2 separate regions of the Homo sapiens genome follow, and region 1 is linked to region 2. A link is a loop called in an ENCODE intact Hi-C map of the cell type or tissue named here. Cell type or tissue: OCI-LY7. All regions are shown on one strand.

Region 1 (8,000 bases), 86 kb after region 2:
ACCTCCTAAAGGCCTCACTTATTTGCCATTACATTGGCAATCAAATTTCAACATATGAATTTTAGCGGACACATTCAGATCATAGCAATAGGTCATTATACAATTTTTACATATCACCTGAATATTCATCTAGATTTTAATTGTTAATATGACATTATTGCCTTTTAAGCTCTAATATGTTTAGAAATTTGATTTAACATAGTGAATAAATATTCCCATGCATAAACTATTACAGATAATTCTGAATTTTTAATTCATAGAAATAAAATTTTTTACTTAAAAAGTCTGAATATATTTAGAGTTGCTTTATTGAGAATATTCCCAACATGCTCAGAAAATTATATTGATTTACTTTTCTATACCACAAAATTCTATGAAGAAACAATTTGGTGCAAACAAAGTAGAAATATGGTGATAACAAACATTAACGAGACAAGGGTTTGCTTTGAATGAGGCCACTGATAACCTTATGGAATTTTCCATCTAGGGCCAAGGCTTGATTGCTAGAAAAGGCATGAATTTAATCATGGATGAAGCAATAATAGAATTATCAGTTATCTCATTAAAATATTTCTGAATACACAGCAATTTAATTTTTAATATCAAGTGCATTGAATAGTTCTTACTATTTTACTTGACCTCTTTAGCATTATTACGTAGTTCATCACTCTTAATTTTTGACAGCTCTTTTTTCTCTGACTCCTTTCTTTTAGAAATATATAGCTAAAATAGAAATATTTGAAAAGAGGAAAACCTGAAGATCAGTAATCTAAATTAACAGCAAAATATAATCAAAGAAAACAAAAGAAGAAAAATAATAAAGGTAAGAGAATAAATTAGTGGAAGTAAGTGAATAAATTGAGAAAATTATTAATGAATTAAATTAATGAAATAGACAACACAAACTAGTAAACATTAAATAAGGCAAAGTTTGGTTCAAAAAAAGGCACTAAAACTTAATAAGCCTCCAGATCACTAGATCTGGAAAAAGAGAGAAAAGAAAACATTTTTAAATTAACATCAAGAGCATAAAAGGAGACATCACCAAATATTATTCATTTATAAAGAGAATTGTATGAACAAGTATAGGTTAATAAATTCGGAAATTTAGATAAAATATGCACATTTATTTAAATATAGAACTTAACCAAAACAGAAATAAAAAGAGTTGGGAAAATCTTGATTTAAAAACTGTTACAGAATGAAACCATAATGTGAGATCTTCAAATTCAAAAATTTCAAGACATTTCCAGTGAATTGCACTGAATATTTAAGGAAAAAAATGTATCAAACTTAAAGACTTTCATAGAGTAGAAAAAGAGGGACAGCTTTTAAACTCATTAATGAGAGCAGCAAAACCTTGGTACAATATCCTGACAATGACTTTTCAAGAAGTAAACATCATAGGCTCCTTTTCTTTAAAACAGAAATGCAAATATTTTACACAAAATATTTTTAAAAACTCTCATCATACTATGTTTAAAAGCATAATATATAAATGAGAAAGTTGGGTTTATATTGGGCAATCAAATTTTTTTTTGTTTTAACTAGGAGTGGAGAGAAACTTTCTTTATAAAATGTTTATGTGAAAACCTATTGCCAGTCTCATATCTAATGTTGACACATTGATAGTTTTGTCTGTAACATATTGAATAAATGAAGACTACATGATTTTCATTCATCATTGTACTGAGTGTCCTGGCCAGTAAAATAAGACAAAAAAGTAAATAAAAAATACAGAGTTGTAAGTATTAAACAAAATAATATATTCAATAATAAAAACAATATACCTTTGTATGTAGACTCTAAAGGTGATAATTATAATTGAAAGACAGTATATCAAAGTTTATGGATACCAGACAATATAAAAGTTTGCTGTATTTTCATACTTTAGCATTGAATAATTGGAAAATGCAATTTATTAGAGATAATCTTGCAATATTGAAAGATACAACTCTGCATACCTAATCAGTTAAAGATTCATTTAAAAATACTCTGAGCAACAAAGGCTGATTAAATTTCAATCTACAAACAAAATTCAATTCAAGGTGTGTTCATAATGCCCTTTATTAAAAACACTAAATGGATCAACGTGATCCTAGTAAATGTGTCAGTTGAGGAAAATAGCTCAAAGCAAAATGACTAAGAGTTTGGCTCACCCAAGAAAGCCTGATGACTTTAGACAGAGCCTTGTCATGAAAATAATTGTGGGTGTTTCTCTTGGCACATTTCCAACACTTAGACAAATAAAATGGACAAAAGTTCAATAATGTTTGAGAGGATTATACTGCCAAGCACAACCAGCCCGAATTAAGAGTGTCTCTTCAAGATGTATAATGGCCTAAGTTTCCTACGTGTCTGCTCACAAGAGGCATTGCTCTTCAGATGTAGCTGAGGAGAAAAAAACAAAACAAAACAAAAAACCCACAATATCCAGAGAATAAAATCAAAAGAATAAGGACTGGGAGGCAACTCCCAGGAAACAAGCCTAAGAGTCTAAGGAACACTCCTTATCATCAAGAAAAGCTCTCTTGCAAAATTGCCAGCAGGAATTCACAGTCACTATGGATCTGTGTCCCTTGCTTGTTTTTGACAGAAGGGTTGGTTGGGATTATTATTAGAACTATACTTCTGAAATTGTTATGTCATCGTATGCACTTAAGTTTGGTAATTTAAACATAGAAACAGTTTCACATGGTCTGTTCTCATTTTACTTCTTTGGAATTTATGGTGGTATATTAGTCTGAGTTAAATGCAGAAAGCAGATGCACTTTATGTATTCCAAGAAGTATTGGCTGTAACACAGGAAATTAGAGGTTTGTGCATCCATTGAACTGGACTGGGGAGTAAAGGTCAGAAAAATTGCTGCTAGAGGCTATAAAAATTACATTGCAGGCCATGTTTTCAGCTGCCTACAACCCTCAAATGTGAAATTTGCAGAACCCCCATACAAAATGTTATTACCTTGAACAATCTTGGGAAAACCTGCAGATCCCAGGTGCCCGTAAGCACTGAGATGCATGATTTACAGAAATTGTTTTGGATATTGCTGCAAACCTCCCATTTGCTACTTAGCCATATCCCTTGTTTGCAACTGTCATCAGAAAAAAAGCCTTCCGTCTTTTCTTCTCAGATCTCAACTGAGATCCTCCCATTGTCAGATTTTGACCTAGGACCATCTTGGAAAGGGATTCTTCTGTGATTCAGAGGTGAAGGTAAGGAGTGAAGTCGGATGCGGAGTTGATGCAGGCAAGTCAATAGACAAAAGAACACATCCGATGTAATGAGGAGACATATTTAATTATTTTGGAATGTTTTGCTAGTTGGAATTCTTAGCTGTTGACAATTATAAATATCGTCCTGAAACAAGTAATTTATTTAATATAAACAGAAACCATCAATGTAATAATCTCTTTTGATGTGAAAATATTTTGTTATTTTGATATATACTCAACCACTCTACAATTTGTTATCAAGGACAACCAAAGGAAGTCCAAAAAAGAGGCAAATACACAATGAGAAAAAATTTTGTGTGTGAATGTAACAGACAAGCCACCATAATTTGGGTAGCAAATTTTAAGAGTGAAACCTTAATGCTTGCCAAATCTCTGGTTGATTGACTTAGTCATAGTGCTGTTTTAAAACAGCTCATAGATTTTAAAAAATATAAATAGGAAAATCACTATTTAACATGATTGCAACAGTTGCTTTTGAAATCCTTTGTTTGTTTTCAGAATAGTAAAAACTTTAGGTTTTGCTTTGGAAAAACTGAAGGTTTTTAACATTTGAGTTAAAGATTTGTATGTATAGAGTAATGTCACCATCTTGTGGTCTTTTAAGATATTGCTGCTAAGAATATTGAGTTAGTATCCATGAATAACATGAAGGCACTATCTTTTAGTACTTTTCTCTCAGTAAGATCAAATATATATAAAACCAATGAATCAACATTTTTTAACGCTTATATAATGAACAACTGCTTTAGAACTTATTTAATTATGATATTCTGTTTTTGAAAATATCTATTAAATGGAAGGCTTTTATTTAGTAAGTTGAATTCCACTTACAAATCTTATTTGCTTGTTCATTTATTTATGATTATTGTCTGCCTCTCCCATAAAAATGTAAGTTACATGAAAAGAGGAATTTTTATCTTGTTCACAGCTGAATTCTAGAGAAAAGAACAGTGCCGGGCACATAGCTGACCTAACAAATACTTAATGAATCAGTGAATATAGATGTGAATGAATGGATTCTATCTGTTATAAATATTTTAAGACAAATTAGTTCCAGAATTTTCTTGGTTTTGTAACAAACCACACAAATTAAAACACAGTTTTGTTTAAACCAATCAAATGGGTAAGCTCCGAGAGATACTGGTGTTTGGTTTTGTGTTTTATCAAAGATATTGTAAGGGGACCTAGCTGGATGTTATATGATCAGCTTGATTTTGTTCTAATTCGCTACATTAGTGCATATGTAGGTTTGTAAGTTAATTAATTTGGCTCACTATGGCTGATGCAATGTGGTGGAAAAGGGGTAGCCTTTGAAGTCAGTCAAGCTAACGTTCACTTCTAGCTCTGCCAGAAATGTGTTTTGGGGAAATGAAAGTTTCTCAGCATTTATTTCCTTTTCTGATACTGGAGAAAATAATAACCTCCCTCGTAGCATGTATATAACTAGAAATATTAACTTTTACCATTTTGAATGTTTAATTATTCTAAACCACATTTTGCCTCCACAAGTGGATCAGTTACCAAACATTTAAAGGTGAATCTATTTCATGTTAGGCATAATCAGGGAAAGAACAAACATGTAAGACATAGTATTCCTTTTCAAAAGCTAATAGTCAATGGCTGTTGAATCAAAAATCTTATGAAAAGCAAATTACTATTCCTTTGATTTGAAGCTCCAGTTCTCCAGTTAAGTCCGAGCCCTGACATTGATTAAAATGAATTTGTACTAATATGATAATTATGGAAATCTTGTAATATATTTTGTTTCAGGTGGATTCACCACAGTTAGCTTCAATTCTGTCTTCCATCACATTCAGCATAGAGGGAGGGAGGAGAGGGAAAGTAATGGGGTAATAATCTTCATTTGTAGATTCTTTCTAGCTTCTGGGGTCTGGCAGATAGTTAAAGAGAACTCTTTCCGGGCCTTCAGGAGGGATATCTGCTGGGTCCCTCTCCCCTGAAATTGCCTGATGTGGCTGATGATTTGTGACCCATTCCTCAGCCCCTAGGTATCAAGAGTCACAGCTCCAGCTTCCTTCTGCTCCCCAGTATGCAAGACTGTCATCCCTGGGAAACATTTATGTAACACGTCTGAAAACTCCTAGGGTGCAGAACTATCCCATGGCAATGGTATTCCTTGGATCTGCCACTGAAACATTCCTTGTTCTCTAGATTTTCCAGGTAGGAGTCATACACCCAATTCAAAGGTGAAGCAAAAGCCCTCACCAAAGAAAACTTCTTTGTGAAATTGCTTTGATTATTTTATTTTCTCAGAATAGGTGAGGGGGTTCACCTATAGGTGAACAGACTGGTCTTCGAACCAAGTGTCATAGCTATTCTTTGGAAAATTATATTTTGGTCTGGCAATTTGTGTCATAATTTCATATCTATTGCAACTTGTGCTTTAGTGCAAAGTCATATTTGAACACTCAGTAAAAAGAATACTATATAAAATCATATTTCAACATTTTCTGATCTGCTATAACAAACTAAGCTTTGGGAAACTTTAATGCCCCAGTAAACAAACCAGCCATGTCAATGTTACGTCACTCTACAAGATCCAAATAAAATTGTGTTTAAGGGATACAATTAATATTTACTTTCATTCTTTAGTAATATTTATCAATATCACTGTATCTGCAACTGAAGTTTGATTTTTACTTAAATGATTTCATACACCATATTAAATATATCTTATATGCAAAAAAATCACGTCACTGTTCATTTGAAAGAACAGATGTATTATACAAGATTATCAGAGGTCAAGTAGAGAAAACATATCTGATGTTTTTGAGACTGTCCGCTGCATAAGTGGACACTTAGTGGTAAATCAAGTAGCAGGGATGAGAAAATTTTGTGTGAAATGTAGTGTTATAAATTAAATTACAGAATAAAAATAAAAGGGCTTAATCAGAGACATTTATAAGTACAATGAGTCATTAAACTGCCAAGTGTCTGAAAGAGCCAAGACTGCAAAGACATCTTTTGTTCTTTTTATAGAATTCTCCAAGGATAGATTTCATTGAAGAGATTTTAGAAGAAAACAAATCAATAGACTTTTAAAATTCCAAAGTAATTCTTTGGCTGAATTAATATGGCTGTCTTTTTAAGAATTTAAGGCAAAAGATAAGGTGACTTAATTAAATGACCCCAAGTTTTCAAAATAATAAATATGAACAAACACTGAAACCATCTTTATTGTCATCATAGGGCCATCTTTTTTTTTCTCTTGTGGCTTTTTCATATTGATCCAAATATAATTTAAGGCAGCTGCACTAAATTTAGGCTGCACTAAATTTTTTTATGTGTATATTTTTTCTGATAATTAGGCCCATAAATGAGGTTAAAAGGAAATTAGGTAATAGAAAATTTTAGACTGGAGTAAGTCCTATTAGGTAAGGTCTACTTATTTTAACAAAACCAAATTAACCCTCTCGTAGTCCCTGTTAGTGTAAAAGGCCCTAAAGTAAAAACATGATATTTATGGAGTGTTACTATGAAAATCAACATGAAAAAATAAAAAATTAGCATATTCAGTTGTACAACAACTAAGTTTGATTAGTCAGGGGGCAGCTGTCTGAGCTCTTGCAAATGAAAGTATTTTATGGTTGAACACTAACATTTACAAATGGGTCGTTCAAGTCATCTTTCATATTTAAGAGAGGATCTGTTATTTCTTAGCATAGGAAAATCCCAATACTTGTTTAAGAAGTAAAAAAATTAGTTCTCTCAGGACAACTACTCTTAAAATCAAGCTACCCTTTCAAAGAACAAAATTATAATCTGTTAATGGTAGCAAAGACCTCACATAATACAGTTATGACTGTTTAATGGTCAGGTTTAAAACTAGTGCTGGACAATTATAACACAAATGTGTTCAATTACTTGTTACAGAATATGGTTATGCAGCCTATATTCTGACCTTACAGAAGTAGGGAAAGCATAGAGTTTCTTGCCTTAATTAAGATAAAATGGAGGTTGGAGAGTCCACATGAGATCACGCTTCATGTCTGTGAGCTACAACAATATGTACCTTTCCAATAGAAAAATGTAATGGCTAGAGGAATGTAGATGAGGTCACTAGCTATAGTCCCCAGTATATTTTACTTGCCATAAATTGTAAAATCTTCTGTGGGTGAGTTTAAAATGTGTGACAATAGTTTCCTGCGATCATGCGCAGTCTATAACCTTTATCCTAGAAACCCAGCCTTCTTTCATAGCTGTCTCACTTTCTGGAATCACTGCTTTCTTTCCTTTGTTTCAAAGAAGAAATTGTAAGTTTTTACAGGTAGCTACAATTCTTATAGGAACCTTCCTCGATCACAAGCTTTATGTCATCACTGCTTCATTACTTTAACTGACCCGTAGTTTCCCCCCATCTGATTTTCAACTCCACTCCAAATAATACATGTATATTGTTTTCAGATTAAGTTCTGTTACCAGGCTACTACTGTTGCAAAAATCCTGCCTAACAGTCACAGAATCTCATTGAAATAAAACAGTAAGGAATTATCATTAATGTCTGCAGACTTACATCTAGTAGGTAGCTGTTTCTCAGGCTGTATGTCTGCTTGGAATTGGGTCCTCACTGCTACTAATGTGTTAATTCTGTGGTCCAATCTAAAGGGGCACAACTATTTTCTCATTACAAAGTCAGAGATGCAAGAGAGCAAAATCCAATGTACAAGCTCATTTCACGTCTTTTCTTTGGCCAAAGCAAATCTTATGACTAACTTTAACATCAATGGGCAGCAAATATTTCCT
Region 2 (8,000 bases):
AGAAATAAACCAGGCACAGAAAGACATATACTGCATATTCTCACTGACGTGGGAGCTAAAGAACTTGATCTCATGGAGATAGAGAATAGAACAATAGATTACAGAAGTGTCAAGTTTGGGGGGTGTGTGCGGGATGAAGTGGGGTTGGCTATGGTTACAAACATATGGTTAGATAGAAGAAATGAGTTCAAATGTTTGATAGCAGACTAGAGTGACTATCCTTAGCAATAATATTATGCATATTTCAAAGTAACTAGAAGGGAGGCCTTGAAAAAATACCAATACATAAAACTGATAAACACCCAAGGTGATGGATATACCTATGCCCCGACTTGGTCATTATATATTCTTTGCAAGTAACAAATGTTCACATGTACCCCATAAATATGTAAATTATTACATATTAATAAAAAAAGAAGAAAGGAAATAAAGAAAAATCAGGTAAAATGGGAGAAGAAAGACAAAGAATGGATAACAAAGTGTGTTAAAAATTATGGCAAATATTGCACAAATAACATGTAGAAATAAATCCACATTTTTGGTAATTATAATAAATAACAAATAAAATATCTTCCAAATTAAAAGAAAATGACCCTGAGTTTGAATTAAAATATAAAGGTGTCTGGTTAAATGCAATTTGTGAAATACATTATGAAAAATTTATTCATGGTATCTTTTGAGAACCTAGTATATGCCAAGCATTGTTCTAGATACTTTTAGTAAAACAATGAATCAAATAAAAATTTCTTTCCCCAGGAAACTCAATTTCCAGAATGGGAGACAAAATAAACAGTAATGAAATATACTATATGCTATGTAAACAATATTAAATATTGAACATATCTAAAACAGATGTTTTAGAATTTATATAAAAATGTATGTCAGGTGATACTTATCAAAAGAAAATTGAGATATTAATATTAACATGACAGAAAAATAAACTGGAAGCAAAAAGAACATTATTAGCAAATAGGGATATTCTAGAGATACAGCAAATTTTCGACAGAAGGGGAATATCTATCCTAAATCTGAATGAACCTGGTAATATAACCTTAAAATTTACTGAATAAAAGTTAAAGTAATTAAAATGAGACACTTAAAAATATTCAATAATATTTTGAAATTTTGAAGTTTTTAACCCAATCCTTTAAAAACTGCTAAAGAAAACAAATATTAGGATATAGAATATTTAATCAACAAAATCATGATCAAAGGCTTCCAACATAGAGTAGAAGTTTTTTAAAAAAATTCATTTATGAGCTATACAAAACATTGAAGGAACAAATACTTTATTGCGTATAAACTTATGCAGAGTGGAAAATGGTGGAAACTGACCAACTATTTTGTGAGGTTATTATAACTTGGTTTGCCAAAGCAAACAAACAAACAAAGACAAAGGAAAATTATAGTTTAAGTTTATTTTTGAACATAAAAACAAAAATCCTAAATATAGTATTTTAAAGAGAAAACAGGTAGTGTCTCATAAGCAGGTTGATTTTAACCTAAGAATGTTTTACCATTGGAAACATATTAAGATTTATTTACATTTTAACACTCGAAGAAAAAAAGCGTATGACTATCTCAGTATACGTAAATATTTATAAGTTAAAATTTTACACTAATTCAAGATAAAAAGTCTTAGTAAACTTGGAATGGATGAGAACATTCCCATCCTAATAAAAATTATCCAACATAACTAGAAAGAAAGAAATATCAATACAATATAAACAGAAATACCTAACAAATATGATTCTTGGTCAAAGATATTTAAAACAATTACAGTCATAATGAATTAAAGAGGAGAATTACTAACACTATGTCTATTCAACATTGTACTGAAGGTACTAGCCAATAAAACATGACAAGAGAAAAAGTAAGTGATAATAATTGGAAAGAATAGTTGTCATTATACTTTGATGATGTGATAATTAATATGGAAAAGAAAGTTGCCAAGGTAGTTATCTAAAAGTAAAATAATTATGTTTTAGATAACTACCTTGGCAACTTTCTCAAAGTTGTTTGAGGTTATACTGAGGGATTCATTGAAATTTGTTTGTAACATTAAAAAGCAATAAATGGCTAACAGTATACCAATATCAGGGATAAATATATCACGGCTTACTCATAAGATTGGGCACTAAAGAGCAACTGCAAATTAATGAACTAGACCTTTACATATGAAAGTACAAAAATAAGAAAATAATATTGAGTGAAAAGTAAAATATCTTCATAGTATAACAAGTATATGAATTCTGATCATTAAGCACAATAATTTGAGTTACATATACATACACATATGTACATACGGATATAATCATATTCAAGGTGTAAAAAATATTTACAGGGATATACACACTGAGTTCAGAATAACACTTTCCACTTGGGAAGCAGGATGAGGGAAGAATATGAGAATATGCTTTAACTTTATTTAATTATTTATTTAGAAATAGGGTCTTGCGAGGCCGGGCGCGGTGGCTCACGCCTGTAATCCTAGCACTTTGGGAGGCCGTGGCGGGCGGATCACGAGGTCAGGAGATCGAGACCATCCTGCCTAACACGGTGAAACCCTATCTCTACTAAAAATATAAAAAATTGGCCGGGCTTGGTGGCGGGCGCCTGTAGTCCCAGCTACTAGGGAGACTGAGGCAGGAGAATGGCTTGAACCCGAGAGGTGGAGCTTGCAGTGAGCCGAGATTGCGCCACTGCACTCCAGCCTGGGTGACAGAGCAAGAGTCCGTCTAAAAAAAAAAAAAAAAAATAATAATAATAATAATAATAATAATAGAAATAGGGTCTTGTTCTGCCACCCAAACGAGTGTGGTGGCACAATCATAGCTCATTGCAGCCTCAATTTTCCGGGCTTAAGTGATCCTCCTCATTCAGCCTCCTGAGTTGCTGGGACTACATGTGTGCACCACCACATCCGGCTAAGTTTTACAAGTGTTTTGTAGAGATGGGGTCTTGCTTTGTTGCCCAGGCTGGTCTTGAACTCCTGGGCTCAAGTAGTTCTCCCACCTAGACCTCCTAAAGTGCCAGCCTAACTATATCTTTATTTCTTTATTTTTTTACATAAAAGAGACATATAAAATATATTTTTTTACATAAAAGAGACATACCAAATAAATATGGCAAATATGGTAATGTTTGTTATTCTTAGGTAGCGTGCCCACTGGTGTCTGCTATATAAATTACATATTATCTGCACGCTGAAATATTAAAGAAATAATTTCTTTACTTAATAATATTTTCGTATCAGAAGGAGAAGGATTCACATTGCTGCAACCTCTGGGGGCTCTTTGGCACTTCCTCAGCATTGATAATTTCTGCTGCTCCCGCATCTGATGTAGTACCAGTGATAATCCACTTTTCTGTTCCTTTTGTTTCCAATATCTTTTTTCCCTTCCCTTTTTTGAGACAGAGTCTCGCTCTGTCCCCCAGGCTGGAGTTCAGTGGCGCCATCTCGGCCCACTGCAACCTCCGCTTCCCAGGTTCAAGCGATTCTCCTGCCTCAGTCTCCCGAGTAGCTGGGAATACAGGCGCGCGGCACTACGCTCGGCTAATTTCTTTGTATTTTTAGTAGAGACGGGGTTTCACCATGCTGCCCAGGCTGGTTTTGAACTCCCAAGCTCAAGCAATCCACACGCCTCGGCCTCCCAAAGTGCTGGGATTACAGGCGTGAGCCACCGCGCCCAGCCTCCCTTCCCTTTCTAAGGAGCAAGAAATAGAAAAATTCTCCCTTTTTTCATGTAGAGCTTCTTAAATATGATCAGTTTTCATGTTTGCCATCACCTCTACACCAAGCAGCTGAATGAAATATTTTTCCATGCCAACATGGTTCTTCTTTAAGAAAACCTTTCGTATCATATTTGAAGATAAAAATTTCAGCTCTTTACAGTTGTTTTAGTAAATTCTTGAGGGCAAATGCTTTCTGCTAATCTGCTTTATCCTCCAAGACTTCAAATGCAGAAAATCATGCTGGCATGTGTGGTAAAAAGCCATCAAATCATTAAATATGAATTCCCTTTTCCCGGAATTTGCCTCAGTGCCTAGAATGATAAAATAGCAAAAGCAATTTTGATGATAATAATAATAAATTATCATGTGAAACAGTCATTATGCATTCTCTAAAATTAAAAAAGTTTAAATATTTAAAATGACAACGATAAGGAGGCCTCATATTTTCCTTTTTCTGTACTAATTATCTATTTTTAACGTGTTGATGCTTTGTGGTGCTATAATAATTTTGCCTTGCCATCCATAATTAGTGCTTTGGGTTTTCCCATTTCAATTTACTTCTAATAATTGATGATGGCAATTTACAATTTTACCTTATTTCTGGGATACTAATATAAAATTACAATTTACTTACACTAAACTCTGAAGAACTTGCCAAATGAATACCAAGAAGGAAAATTAAGAAGATCATGGTTTTGAATTCTTGAATCTCAGTCCTTTACTGTTTTCTCGAGCTAAATATCCTTTTAAATGGATAAGATATTGCAGATTATATTAAGAATATAATATGTAAATATTCACAGGTGGCCTAAAATATTAAAAAGTGTATGTTTGTTGATATTTATAGTCATGGATATAGTGTCAGCTTTTAGCATCACATTTAAAGAAAAGGATATATTAATATCTACATAAGATTAAAATGTTAATTTACTTTTAAAGCTAATATTTAAATTCATCACATCCAGAGCCTTCTAGTTCCCTGTTTCTTCTTAGCCTTTCAAATTCCTGCAAAATTCCTCTGGAGGGCACTATTACCATAACTAATACAATTAGCTCCAGATGGCAAGGTAGTGAAAGGCACTGGGTCTTAGTACTGTTTATCTCCTTTCAAATCTTAGTCTAATCATGACTTTAATTTTTTTTTCTTCTTAAGAGAAAAAATAAACTCATCAGCCTATCCCTATTAAGAATTATAGAAGTTATCCTCACTCACATTATATAGCATTATAATCCACTTAAAAACAAACACTATTGCTGCCCTCCTTATTACTTCTTAATACAACTCCAATGAAGTGCTAGCATGAATAGTTACTTCTGCATAGACATTTTCTTACTGCTTAAAAAAGAGGCAAATAGAAATTTGAGTAGCAGTAGAGGAATCAGTTAAACATATAATTACATCTAAATTAATTTTCTTCAGCATAATCTTTTGCTTATTAAATGAGAATTTAAGACAACAAACAAAACCCAAAACAACACAAAAACCCCAGAGGTCAAAGAGTCAATGTCATTCAGAATTCTAATTGAAAAGAAACGCTTTTCATTGAAAAGCGATTGAGATAATTACATATACAAATAACACCTGCGTCAGTGCACTATTTCTCTGTAGCAGTGTCTTCTTCGGTATCTTCTGTATACTTTGTATCTCTGAATCTTTTTCATATACTGTTTAAATGAAAAATCAAAAGGTATTTGGAGATTTCATAAATTCCTAAATAACAACCAGATATGAAAAACTACCTCTTAGATTTAGTAATCTTAGAACTCTTAGTAGAGTTCTCCAGAAGTACTCTTTCATTTTAATGATGTGTAACATAATAGAAATGCAGCAAATACATTTTTTAGCATTTAAAAACAATTTGAGAGGGAAAGAAAAAAATGCACATAGAATGCAATTAAAAACAGAGAAAATATCTTTCTTAATCTCCCAAAATAGTACATATTACCTAAGTATATACCACATCCATCTATATCCATTTCTCAACGATTAGAAAACATTTTAATGTTTACTTTCACATTGGCTGCCCTATATGAAGCACATCACTGCATATTGACATTTATAACAGGTAGTTTTTTCTTTTCCCAAAGAAAATAACTTTTTTTTCCTTGTTCCCAGTAGGTTATACAATTGTGTTGCTTAATGGCTAACTCATCATGGGCATTTGCTCTAAAATGATGGTAGGGAAGGAAGCTCCAGGAGTGAGTGTACTCTGCTTCTTACAGTTTCCTGATAGAGCATTCCTGATAGAGTGATCACATACAGTGTGAAATGTCTCTGAAGCCTTCTGTTGTCTTAAATAGACATGTAGTCATATCATTTCACATGTTACTTTATATAAATCCATGATCATTTTAAAAGAAAGAGAATATCCAAATTACTATGCCATGTTTAGCGCTGACTGTAGCACCCCTAGGGTTTCACAGCCAAAATCATATTTGAGAAACAAATGAAAGAACATGGTATTTGCAATTAAGTGCTGGTTTCGATCTTAAGTTTATTGCTCACTGATATTGGACCTTGTATAATTTATTTAATTTCTCTAACATTCAATAACTCCCCTGTAAAATGGAGTTAATATTATATGGAACCATGTGAAATTGCTATGTATGCAAGTTTAAAGTAGTGGAATACTAAACATTTCTAATGGTTCAAGCTTACTTTTCCCACATATGTATAAACGAATGTGTGCAAAATTCCCAGTAAAGTGCGTAACACACAGTAATTTTAATTATGCTAAGAAAATTGTTGAGGGCTCTATGCTAGCAGTATAAATAAAAATGCTTTTTCTATTACAAATAAAAATGTTTTCTATTTATAGTGAGAAGGCCATAGAATTAGAAGTCACAGTTACATTTTTTATCATTCATTAACTATGAGTATAAAAATCAACATTTTTACTTTTCAAACAGCTAGTTCACATGGTTGTTAACATGCTTGAATGAGATAATATATGTTAGTATGTGTGTCATGTGTGTTTATTCATTAAAGAAAGAGTAAACTAGTATAAATAGGTACTATGTAGAAATAGTACAAGCAGGTACCATACTAGGTGCTGCTCTAGATGTCAGTAAGACAGCAGTTAATAAGACAAAGTCCATTCCCTCTGGAAGCATACACACTAATAGGAAAGAACTGATAATAAGCAAGTAGATAGATTCAAAAGCATAATTTTATATAGTGACATCAAATAAAAAACAGAAATCTTAGCATGCAATAGGTGCTCAACGCAGATTTTTAAAATTCAGCTTTTTTCATAATTATATATCCATGCCATTTAATCTAGCCCATAATTCTTTTTTCTGTTGCAGCTTAGTGATATGTGATAAGAGGGTCCAAATATTTGGGCAGTTTGAAGAATTTCTAATTATTAGCTTCTCTGGATAACAAGCATTCTATTGAAAAGCTTCTCTCCTCCTTCATTAATCCGTTAGCAGTAATACTTGCTTCTGTTTCAAAGGTAGTAGCCATAAAATTTTAAGGCTAAATGTAATCTAGGTTAAGAAATATGGTAATTGTTACCTAGCTATCTGAATTATATTTCCCTAAATAACCAGCTTTCCTAGATGAAACATTTTTATTTCACCTTCTCTTTTTATAGCTGCATCCCTTTGGAATCTTTTTATCATTTTATTGCATTTGAAGCGCTTTCTTTTTTGGGGAAATAAAAAGAACGATTTGAACTTTACAAACAGATATAAATGGAAAGGAAGAGGAGGAAGGTCAGATTTTGAGTCTGCTAACCTTGGCAGTGTCCTTTGAAAGTAGTCCCTAGGTAGTGTTAACTTCTGCAAGCTCACGTGAGCCTAAGATCACCCCCGGGCCTAGCCTGCTTGGCAAACTGACAGAGGTCACATTTTCAGACAAATGAACAATTTCCCTGATAAAGTGAAACCGGTACTTAAGCACAAGCTCTAATGAGCAGCCCCCTGTCTTTAGCTCCCATTTTAAAGTATCCCCAAGGTTTCCAGTACAATTTCATTTGACCTTTAGCTAAAGACCATATTTTACTAGATCACCAATTTCCCCAAATCCCTGGAGTGTTTTCCTATGTCAGCACTTATGAGAAACCCACACTACACACAAGGCAGGTGTTCATTATTCGTCTTTAAGAACAACCAGCCCCTCTTCTCGCCCATTTCCCCTGATTTCCTGTTTCCCCTTTGACGGGATGATAGAAGTTTTCAGACTGCATTTTCAGATCCCCCCAAACAGCAAGCTTTGAATTTATATATTTTTGTCTGATAGTAAGATATGATTGTGGGCT

What was found. Hi-C counts contacts between places; a loop is a spot of excess contacts. Peaks named below come from ENCODE experiments on the same cell type or tissue, not always from the same donor. Only the 100,000 strongest peaks of a DNase experiment are listed, where the experiment ranks them.
Region 1: a loop joins it to region 2, with 10 times the contacts of the local background. A loop is called at or near these places in 43 of 110 quality-filtered maps.

Annotation. Positions count from the first base shown.
Region 1 is chr12:18,136,007-18,144,006 of GRCh38, reverse strand. No RefSeq gene overlaps it. Among named protein-coding and RNA genes, the nearest start is that of RERGL, 50 kb to the right of the region's middle. In OCI-LY7, CTCF peaks have their summits at 3,618 and 3,821 (motif pointing left); DNase peaks (open chromatin) are centred at 3,826 and 4,556; H3K4me3 peaks cover 919 bases; H3K27ac peaks cover 1,624 bases.
Region 2 is chr12:18,221,705-18,229,704 of GRCh38, reverse strand. No RefSeq gene overlaps it. Among named protein-coding and RNA genes, the nearest start is that of PIK3C2G, 36 kb to the left of the region's middle. In OCI-LY7, CTCF peaks have their summits at 4,558 and 4,762 (motif pointing right); no DNase peak of the experiment used is centred here.